2 separate regions of the Mus musculus genome follow, and region 2 is linked to region 1. A link is a loop called in an ENCODE intact Hi-C map of the cell type or tissue named here. Cell type or tissue: left cerebral cortex. All regions are shown on one strand. Each heading gives the region's core, and the rest is flanking DNA. Links, peaks and the distances in the headings are about the cores only. Region 1 holds the start of Gm33026 (a long non-coding RNA gene). Region 2 overlaps Gm33078 (a long non-coding RNA gene).

What was found. A loop is a pair of places that touch in the nucleus more often than their neighbours do. Peaks named below come from ENCODE experiments on the same cell type or tissue, not always from the same donor. Only the 100,000 strongest peaks of a DNase experiment are listed, where the experiment ranks them.
Region 2: it touches region 1 in a loop (2.0-fold over the local background); 9 of 42 quality-filtered maps call a loop at or near these places.

What each region holds. Positions count from the first base shown.
Region 1 is chr11:57,865,969-57,871,342 of GRCm38, forward strand. It overlaps Gm33026 (a long non-coding RNA gene), which reads right to left and starts at 3,352. Exons shown (of 6, transcript XR_879887.3): 1 at 3,195-3,352; 2 at 1,764-1,861; 3 at 624-701. In left cerebral cortex, for the core only: a CTCF peak has its summit at 2,966 (motif pointing right); a DNase peak (open chromatin) is centred at 2,978.
Region 2 is chr11:57,917,689-57,923,062 of GRCm38, forward strand. The region is part of intron 3 of Gm33078 (a long non-coding RNA gene); the gene reads left to right. Among named protein-coding and RNA genes, the nearest start is that of Gm33078, 8.6 kb to the left of the region's middle. In left cerebral cortex, for the core only: CTCF peaks have their summits at 504 (motif pointing left) and 2,797 (motif pointing left); no DNase peak of the experiment used is centred there.

The DNA of each region.
Region 1 (5,374 bases), core at 288-5,287:
TTGGGTAGTATAGTGTTAGCATATAATCTGCCAGCCACAATAGTATTTTGATTGGTGTTCTCTGTGTGTGTGTGTGTCTGTGTGTCTGTCTGCCTGTCTGTGTCTCTGTCTCTCTCTCTGCCTCTCTCTCCTCACACTATATAGCCTAAGATGTCCTGAACTTGCAGTAATCCTCCTGCTTCAGCCTCCCCGAATTGGGAGTCTAGACATGCACTATGGAGCCCAGCTGAAATCTGTTTTCTTATGGTGCACAAGTGTCCTGGAGGCTCAAGTGAGAAGCTCTGCTCCTCCATGGTCAGGCTGGGACTGGTTGGAGGGAGGAAGAGGGGAGCCGCCAGGTTCACCGGGGAAAATGTCCCGCTTGGAAGAACAGGAGTCAAGCTGTGCCTTTGTTTATAGAGCCTGTGTCTCCCCTGATGGATGCGAGGCAGAAGTCTGTTTGCATGTTTCTCCCGAAATCATGCGTCAAGTTGTGTTTGGAGAACACGTGCCTCTGTCAAACACTCCCTGGAGCTGGGGCCAGGGAGTGAGGCAGGGTAGGAAAGGTGGGGGGCAAGAAGAGAGAGCAGAATATGCCACCCCCCCCTCTCTCCTGACAGAGGCTGGGCCTGGAGACAACGTACCCCGTCCGTCCGCGGTCAGGCTTGGTCTGGGCTCCGCAACCTCTGAGACAGGCGTCCTCCCTGGCCTCAAGGAGCTCTCTAGAAAGCAAGATAAGACTTAGGCTGGCCCAGAAAGTGGGGAAGGGGAGATAAGGACCCATCTGCTTCCACTCTTGGCCCTCTGATCCTTTCCAGCCTGCCAGAACACTTAAAAATGTAAATCACAGCCACTTCCTTTGCAGAGGAATCAGGATTGCCCTTCTCAAAAATGGCTGCACAGGCCCTCTGGACCCTCCGTCTGCTGCAGGGACCCCATCTCCTGCCCTGTACACCCTTCTATCAGCCTTCCCGTATTTCCCAGCCCTGCCCGGAAGCCCTTGATGGGACCCTGGCTCTTCACTGCTGGTGCTGCCTATTCAGGCCAAGGGAGTCTACTTCCCACAGGCTTCAAAGGCATTCCCCTAGGGAGGGGAGAAAGAGAGGACTTGCAGGGGTCAGTTCTCTGGGAGGCATTGCACAGCAGCCCAGCCTCACGGAGGCTCTGAAGGTAGGTTTGTTTCCTGCATCAGTGATGGACCAAAAAGAGTTTGGATCTTTTGCTTGAGAACGCAGAGGTCTTGGTGAATGGGAGTATTTGACAAGCAGAGTGGATGAAGTAAGGATGCAGGGTGAAGACGGCGGGCGGGCAGAAGGCATCATGGGAAGATACTAAGACCACAGGCTGCAAATTTGGCCACCATGGCAAGCCTCGCTTTGGTTTACAAATCTGGAACGTAAGGATACCTACTCCACTGACCAGTGCTGATACCTACTCCACAGACCAAGCATGCAAAGAGGGCATCCAGTTCCAAATGAGGCTCGTGAGCAGCACAATTTTCATCTCATTGTAATTTCACTATGAAGGAGATGCAATAAACGCATTCACAAATTTTATTTACTTACAAGACCATCAAAATGGCTAGGTGGGTAACGATGCTTGCTGCTGAGCATGGAGAGCCAAGTTCCATCCCCTGAACTTACAGGGTAGACAGAGAGAACTGACTCCTGCAAGCTCTCTCAGGAACCCCACCCACCCCTGCAATACGCGTGTACGCTAAATAGATTTACTATTTTAACATGTGTGAATGCTTTGCTCACATGGGTGTCTGCATACATGCATACCTGGTGCACTCAGAGGTCAGAAGAGGGCACCGATTCCCTGGGACAGGAGTCCAGACAGCTGTGAGCCGTGTGGGAGCTGGGAGTTGACCCTGGATCCTCTGCAAGAGCAGCCAGTGCTGTTAACTGCTGAGGCATCTCTGCACTGCCCCCCCAATACTAAACAAACAAATGAATAAATAAACAAACAAACAAATAAATAATATAAACACATATTTACTTAAATTTTGAGACAGAGCCATTTTTGTTGTGGTTCATAATTCCCCAGCCCCATTCCCACCCCAGGTACTACACCCGCAGATATTGTCACTACCATACCTTAAAATGAGTAGCCCCCACTTGCAGTTGTGGCACCTAAGCCTTGGACATTAGAAGCAAGTGCACTACTCTGAGCTATCTGTGCCTTACTTATTTTTAATGTTACACATTTTTGAAATGTTGAAACTATCTTAAAATGTCAGGTAGCTTGGAAGGGCATTAGTGACTCTCCTGCCGTCATTTGGACCTGAGCTGATGGGATGTGCCCTCTCACTGATCAGCTTGCTCCTGCCTCCTTAAACTGAGGTCAGTCTCCTGCAGACCCTAAACCATCACTTATTAGAAGATAACTCCTGTGCATGCCCAGTATGGAGACCCACTGTGGTCCCTTCAGTTGGAGACCAATACTCAGACTTCCCCTGACCTTTCTCTTGACCTTTTAAAGGTGTGTGTGTGTGTGTGTGTGTGTGATATATGTGTGTAACATAGGTGTGCATGAGCCTCGTGAGGATGGAATAAGGACCTGATCCAGGCTGTTAGGCAAGGGCTCCGCTACCAAGCTACGCCTCATTTTCTATCTGCCTGTGTATTCTTGTGCATCTGTGTGACACACGTACAAGTGTGCATGCACACCGTTAAGTTTTTGAGTGTTCTTAGCTGCTGAGCCATCTTTCCAGCTCCTGTTTGTTTGTTTTTTGAGACAGGGCCTCACTGTGTTGCCCTGGCTGGCCTGGAACTCATATAGTCCAGTCTGGTCTCAAACTCACAGAGATCCCTTGTCTCTGACTTTGCCTCAAAGGTGTGTGTCACCCCACCTGGCTTTTGTCCTCATTTTTTAAAGGAAAAGAAATGGAGCGAGTAAAAAATGGTAAAGGGAGTGTGTAACCGAAGGCTTAGGAACTATGGGGTGGGCCCCTCTTCTGGGGACATGGTTGCTGGGACCCCAGTGTCCTCTAGGTGGCACCCAATTCCCTGGGGAGGGTGATGAACAGTTCCTCAGGCTAAGGGGAGCTTCTGAGGGTCTAAGCCCTTCCTGTCTGATATTTTAGGAAACAAGCCTCTATCTCTCACTGTTCTGAGGGGAACGGCATTCGTTCATCCATCCATTCATTCATTCACTCACTCACTCACTCACTCACGCACTCACATACACATTCACCAGTTGTTTTCCCATACTCAGCCTGCTCTCCGCAGCACTCCTGTCCTTTGTAGGTCAGAGCACAAAGGGCTGGGGGAAAGAGACACAGAGCTCAGGAGGCCTGGATTCATTTCACATCCTGTGTCTGCTCTTCTCTTGCTGTGAGCCTCTGAGGCCTGCAGCTTAAAAAGAGAGAGAAAGGTCACCCTGACCAGATCCAATCTCTCTACCTCTCAGCACCACGGGGCCCCTCCCAGAACCATCCAGGACGGCCTCACAGGAAGGTGAGAATGGAGGTCAGGTGGCCTGGGGCATCTTCGTGAGGTGGGGGCAACCCCTCAGAGGATGGGGGGGGGGGGAGGAATGTCTCCAGGTCCTTAAGGCTTATTTCAGGTTCTTCCTCGTAAGACAGAAACTGTTGACACTTTCTTATGGAGAGATGGCAGCCAACACTGTGATTATACTCCATCTCCACTGTTCTCCAAAGAGCCATGATAAAAGGGAAACCTTCAGAGACTCAAGGCCTGCGCCCTGGCAACCTACCTGAGGCGCTCCTGGGGGGTAGGAGGACACACAGGTGGCCATCACAGATGTGTCCTGGGTCTCCTATTCCTAATTCTTTAGTCACCGACATCTCGTCATGCTGCTTGGACTCCTTTGTCTGCGACCCATGACACTCATTTCCCACCCTCCTGAGGGGGACCAAAGTTGGGGACAGAAGCCTTGGCCAGCAGCAGAAATGAGTTGCAGAAGGGAAGGGACCAGGCAGCTGTGGATCCAGGCTGGGTGACACAAAGCAGACTTCTCGCCTGGGAGTCTCCTCCTCTTCCATTTATTCAGGGTCAGTGAAACAACCTTGTTTTCAGGCCTCGATAAAAGTGGGAAGCAGTGGAGCTCAAGGGCCGTCCAGTCCGGGTGATGGTTCAGAGTGCAAACCATTCCTTCCTCATCTCTGTGTGGAGAGATGCTTTTAGGGTGGAGAGATGTGTTTCCCCTCCTCATGAAAGTAATCCCTCTGCCTCCTTCCCAGTCACCTCCTAATTAGTCTAATCTTCTGCCATCCTGTTTGTAAGGAAGACAAACACTGGGAAAACTGGGCAGGGCATGGCCTGCTGAGCTGCCAGCCCAGTACACATCACTAGCTTTCTGCGTGAGCTCGGGGATCCCACTTCCATGGGTACCAGGGATGGCCAGGCTTCCTCTGCCCCATCTCTGAGATTCTGGCTTTTCCTTAGGAGGCACTGCCCTGGAACCACCAAACCTACCAAGAGCAGAGGTCAAGAGAGAACACAGCCAGCCAGGGGGGTAGGGGGCAGAGAGGCCTACAGTAAGGCAAAAAGATGTCCTTGTAGAAATCTGGAGGCAGCGTTCAAAGCTAAGGCTGAGCTGAGTGCCGGTACATATGGCCCTGCTCTACTGTGGTCTGGTGATATCACTGGAGATGCTAGGGTAAGAGCCTGGCCTGCGGCAGACTTAACCAGCCAGGTTCCACCACCACCTGTCTGCAATAGACCATTTAAAGAGATAGGATTACAATGAAAAGCAGAGAAAGGAGATTTATTCAATGTGGCTATGGGAAGAAGTCTGTCTTCAAGGTCCTGGTGAAGTTTAGGTTTACATAAGAGGGGGAGAGGCAAACATAGCTAAGTAGTCCTGGTCAAGAACTTTGGTCAAGGGTGTGGCCTCACCCATCACAGACTGCCTGTTGTCTTGGCTCTAGTTTCTCCTGTAAAGTGACCTGACAGTTGTGTGAAATCTTTTTGTGAAACGAGTTCCCCTCTGGTTGACATCAGCTTCTCCCTCCTCTCGGCATGAGATTCCTGGGGGAAATTCCTGCTTCTAGGGGTCCACTGTCTTAGTAGTCTAATAGTCAAAGGGAGGGTACAAATGTCTCTTTAGAATATCATCTCTCCAACAGTTCCAGTGGTTTGTAGATAGTGGACCAGCCACTTGCATCCGTGGAGGCTGACACATGACTGTCACCATCTCCTTGTGATTCTCAGTTCCTCTTGCAATACACAGGTTACTTTATGCTGCTCTCAGCCATATCCTACCGACAGCCAGCCCCTGAGGCCACCCCAGCCTGGCAAGGTGACCAACTCCTGGACAACATACCCACTCTGTTGTTCAGATGTTGTCTGATCCATTGGTGGCCAGCTTCATGAATTCATGAGGTGTCTCTGTCTGTGTTTCAGCTGGAGGTGCTGCTCAGATAGGA
Region 2 (5,374 bases), core at 238-5,237, 52 kb after region 1:
GGTTTTGGGTAGTTTTGCTTTTTACATTTTTCTTACTTATTTGTTTATGTCATATGGTGTACGTGTGTGAAAGTGGGCATGTACACTCTAGGGCATGTGTCAGAGGACTCCTAGGAGGCCGTTCTCCCTTTCCACACAGAATTCTGAGATTCAAACTCAGGTTATCAGGCCTGTACCACAGCACTTTTACCCACTGAGCCATCTCTCTGGCCTTAATTTTTAGTTTTTTGAGACAGGGTCTTAAGCTCTAGCCCAGGCTAGCCCTGAACATGCTAAGTCAGCTGCTTCACCTTCCAGCTGCTGGACTACAGGTGTGAGTCATCACAGCTCGTCTGTTTGTTGGTTTTGCTTTATCTTTAATTTTAAATATGTGGTCAAAAAAGGTAAAAGGGGTTGGAGAGATGACTCAGTAGTTAAGAGTCCTTACTGCTCCTGCAGAGGACCACCACGCTTGTTGGGTGACTCACAGCCACTTGAAGCTCCAGTTCCAGGGTTCTAGTGCCCTCTTCTGGCATCTCAGGGATATCCAAACACCTGTGAGCGTACCCACAGACACACATGCGCACAAAGATAAAATTAAAATGTCCTTTAAAAAAAGAAAGCAGCAGGCAAAAGATTGCTGAAGCTCCGTTCACACCTAAAGCTTTTTTATTTTTTAATATTTATTTATTTTATGCATATGAGCACACTGTGGCTGTCTTCAGACACACCAGAAGAGGACATGGGATTCCATTCCAGATGGTTGTGAGCCACCATGTGGTTGCTGGGAATTGAACTCAGGACCTCTGGAAGAGCAGTCAGTGTTCTTACCCGCTGAGCCATTTCTCCAGCCCACACCTAAAACTTAAGAGCAAGCGGCTGTGATACCCAGGACTTCTGCCTGCAGCTGTGGGTTGCTGCACACGGTCTCAGCCCTGAGGAGGTGGGAGAGAAGCATCCAACCAGCACTGGGACCGGAAGTGCTTCAAGAAGCTGCCAGTGTCTGGAAAGGGAAAGGCGAACCCCACCCGCCATCTTTACTCAGTTCTCCCCGCCACTTGTCACTTTCACTTAATCTTAGGACAAGTACCAGGATCACTTCTGGATGTGGATGCCGTGGCCTGGAATCCATTTCTGGAAACAGAGACTGTGTCATTGAATTACATGATACTCTTGCATGGCCAGCGAGCACGCGCCTGTGCGCTCACACATCCACTCAGCCCGAAGGCAGGACCCTCTCAGCAGGATCTGATTACACTGGCTTCACATCAGAATTACACGTGCAAATCGAATCCCACCGCAATCCCAGAGAGAAAGAGGCCCCTCCACGCTGACAGGAAAACAGAAAAGAGCTCAAGCTCCCTGGAGCGAGGCTCTCCCAGAACCTCCTTACAGCGCGACTATGAGAGCCACAGTTGAGTGCCTGTTGCTGGGCCCAGAACACAGGCCATACTTAGCAAATGTTTGATTAAATACATCATGGCGGGAAAAGGAAGACCAGCAATGGCCTGCTGCGGTTTAGAAAAGTGGTCCCCAAAGCCTTGTGTTGTTAAAGGCATGGTCCCAAGGAGGCACTATTGGGAGGTGGTGAGACCTTTATGTGGACCCTAGAGTGAGATCTTTGTCTGGGTTATGCATCCTTGAAAGGAGCTATACGACCCCAGCCCTCTCCACAGTCTCTAGGTTTCTTGGCAATAAGGTGAGAGGTTTTGTTCCATCATAAGCTCCCACCCTGTCAGGGTTCTACAGGAACCCTAGAAACGAGAGGTGGAAGAAATAGAGAGAAATGAGGGCTCTTACTAGTCACAAATGGCTGAGTGTAGCACGTGGTTGTGCTGAGAATCTTAGCATTAGATTCTAAGCCACAAAGCTGTGGAGTCCTTGACTAGAGGCAAACACCTGAGGAGTTTGTCTTCCCAACTGGCCCAGCATCTCCCTGAAGATGGTCATCCACCATCCTGAAGCCGTCCAACACAGTGAGGAGTGAGAAGACCCACCCTGGGCTTGGACCACAGCCTGTCTTCCTCACACGTGGTCCCATGGTGACCTTTATCCATCGCTCAAGACTGTAGACTGGGGCAGCTGTTGAGTTCTGTAAAAACAGCTTCCTACCCAATGTCACCAACTCCAAGCCTGCTTGGGACCAAGAAGAAAATTATCCCTTGTTATGGCACAAACTCCCAGGAAGTGGTGATGTCTGCATTTTCATCTGGTAAAAACTTATCCCAAGTTGTTCCCAATTTTTCAGTCTTGTAGCTGGAGGGAGGGGTTTCATATGCCCCCAAACACATGCAAAGTTGTTTGTTTGTTTGTTAAAGATTTACTTATTAGCCAGGTGTGGTGGCACACGCCTTTAGTCCCAGCACTCGGGAGGCAGAGGCAGGCAGATTTCTGAGTTTGAGGCCAGCCTGGTCTACAAAGTGAGTTCCAGGACAGCCAGGGCTATACAGAGAAACCCTGTCTCGAAAAAAATTTAAAAAAAAAAAAATTTACTTATTTATTTCATGTGTGTGGGTATATTGTCACTGCCTTCAGACACACCAGAAGGTGGCATCAGATGCACATTACAGATGGTTATCAGCCACCATGTGGTTGCTGGGAATTGAACTCAGAACCTCTGGAAGAACAGTCTTTACCACAGCTCTTTACCGCTTGGCCATCTCTCCAGCCCTGTTTGTTTGTTTTAAAGAAGAAGTGGAGTGATGGCTCAGCAGTTAAGAACACCTATTGTGCTTGTCAAGGACCCAAACCCATGTTTCTCAGCACCTATGTCAGGGAGTTCACAACTGCTTGTAACTCCAGCCCCCTCTTCTGGCCTCTCCAGGCACTGCATTAATGTGCACATATCCTCACACCCACACACATAATTAAAACCAAAATACGTATCAGGGCTAGTGAGATGGCTCAAAGGTTGAGAGATGTTGATGCTTTTAGACAGGACCCCAGTTTAGTGCCAAGGGTGCCTATCATGAGGTTCAGCATCATCTGTAATTCTGATGATTCTGGCTTCCTCGGGCTCCTGTATTCACGGGTATGTACCCACTTGCAAACAAACTTTTAAAATAAGTCCTAGACCAGGCATGGTGACAAACCCCTTACATCCTAGCACTTCTGGAGACAGAGACAGCTGTATTTCTGTGAGTATCAGGCAAGCCTGGTCTAGAGAGTTTAAGAACACCCAGAGCTACACACACACACACACACACACACACACACACACACACACAAATCCTATTAAAGTTATTTTAAGCTTCGATGCATGTATTTGTGTACTGTATTGCACAGGGGTGCTTCATACAGTTATATATGCTATGTTAAGAACAGTGTCTTCTTGATGCTGGTCCTATCTTCCTCTTACCTGGTTTTATCAACAAAATGTCCATGTGAGAAAAATTCCCATCTCTAAGAAAGAAATGCCAAGAACACAGGCTTAGGGTCAGGACAACAGAACTATCCCATGAAAAGGTCCTCCCTGGGACTCAGTTTCTCTATTTGCACAATGAGCCAGGTGATTTTTCAAGCACACACACCCATATAGGCTCCCTTCCCAGTGTTTCACACTCAACTTCCCCACACACACACACACACACTGCCACCACCATCAAAGACCCTCCATTTCACCTCGATGGTCCGTTTCCACTGAAGACAGGAAGCTGTCTGTCTCTCTAGTGCCCAGCACAGTGACAATAAGAATGCTCAAAGGAAGTAGGAGTGTAGAGGACCAGTGTAAACAGACCCTTCTCTGTCCTCCTCCTTGGCCTCCTCTTAGCCAGGGATGTCCCTCAGGCGCCAGGCTCCTCCCTCCTCCCTGCATCACCATGCCTACCTGTCCTCTTCCAGATGCTTTCAAGGCCAAGGACTCAGCTCAGAGAGGACCGGCAAGATGGGCTCCTCCAGACAGCCTAAGCCCTTACTATATACATCCTATGCCCACCATTCACGATAGACTCTTCCAAGTGGGCTGCCAGACAGTCTCTGTAGGAGAAAACACAAAATACACTGTGCCCCTCTCTCTCTCTCTCTGTGTGTGTGTGTGTGTGTGTGTGTGTGTGTGTGTCACGAGCCCATGCACTTTTACGAAGGTGGTAGAAGCTTTCAGGAGTAGAGCATCAAATACTACAGCTTGTTTGTTTCTTTGTTTCTTTGTTTCTTTGTTTGTTTGTTTGTTTGTTTGTTTGTTTGTTTTTCATGACAAGGTTTCTCTGTGTAGCCCTGGCTGTCCTGATACTCCCTCTGTAGACCAGGCTGGCCTTGAACTCAAAGGTCTGCCTACCTCTGCCACCCAAGTGCTGGGATGAAACACATGTGCCACTGTCCCTTGCTGATATTAAAACTTTTATACCCTGGCTCTGCTTCCTGACGGTGGATGCTATGTGACCAGACACCTCCTTCTTCTGCTGCCATGCCTCCCACTATAACAGCTCTTGTGGTACTAACAGGGAAACTGAGTTGCTTTAAGCCAAAGCAACTCCTTCCTCCCTGAAGTTGCTTCTGGTCGGGTGCTCTGACACAGTAACTGACAGATGCCAGTCACTGTGGCTTTGTAGTGTTTTGAAGATGTAGAAATTTGAGATCTCTAATTTTGTTCTTTTTCAAGTCTGTTTTGACTTTTGAAATCCTATAGATGTGGGGGATACAGTCCTCTTGGCAGAATGTTTGTCTAGAATTAGCCAGGTGTGAAGGCCCACACCTGTAGCTTTTCCTCGGAGTTCCAAAGGGACAGGAGGACCAAAAGCTCAAGGTCATCCTTGACCGCCTAGGGAGTGTGATCCCAGCTGATGATAATAATGAACCAATAAGATTGCTCAGTGGGTAAAGATGCCTGCCATCAAGCCCCATGACCTGAGTTGGATCCCCAGGACCTATGTGGTAGGAGAGAACTGACTCCTGCAGATAGTCCTCCATCTTCCACATATGCACTGGCCATGGTTGGAATATGCTTGGCCCGCGGACTGGTGCTGTTTTGAGGTGTGGCCTTGTTGGAATGGTGTGTCACTGTGGGTGTGGGCTTTAAGGTCTTCATCTTAGCTGCCTGGAAGCCAGTCTTCTGCTTGCAGCCTTCAGATGAAGATATAGAACTCTCAGCTCCTCCTGCACCATGCCTGTCTGGATGCTGCCATGTTCCCACCTTGATGATAATGGATGATAAACCTCTGAACCTATAAGCCAGCCCCAATTAAGTGTTGTCCTTTATAAGACTTGCCTTGGGCTGGTGAGATGGCTCAGTGGGTAAGAGCACCTGACTGCTCTTCCGAAGGTCCAGAGTTCAAATCCCAGCAACCACATGGTGGCTCACAACCATCCGTAACAAGATCTGACTCCCTCTTCTGGTGTGTCTGAAGACAGCTACAGTGTACTTACATATAATAATAAATAAATCTTAAAAAAAAAAAAA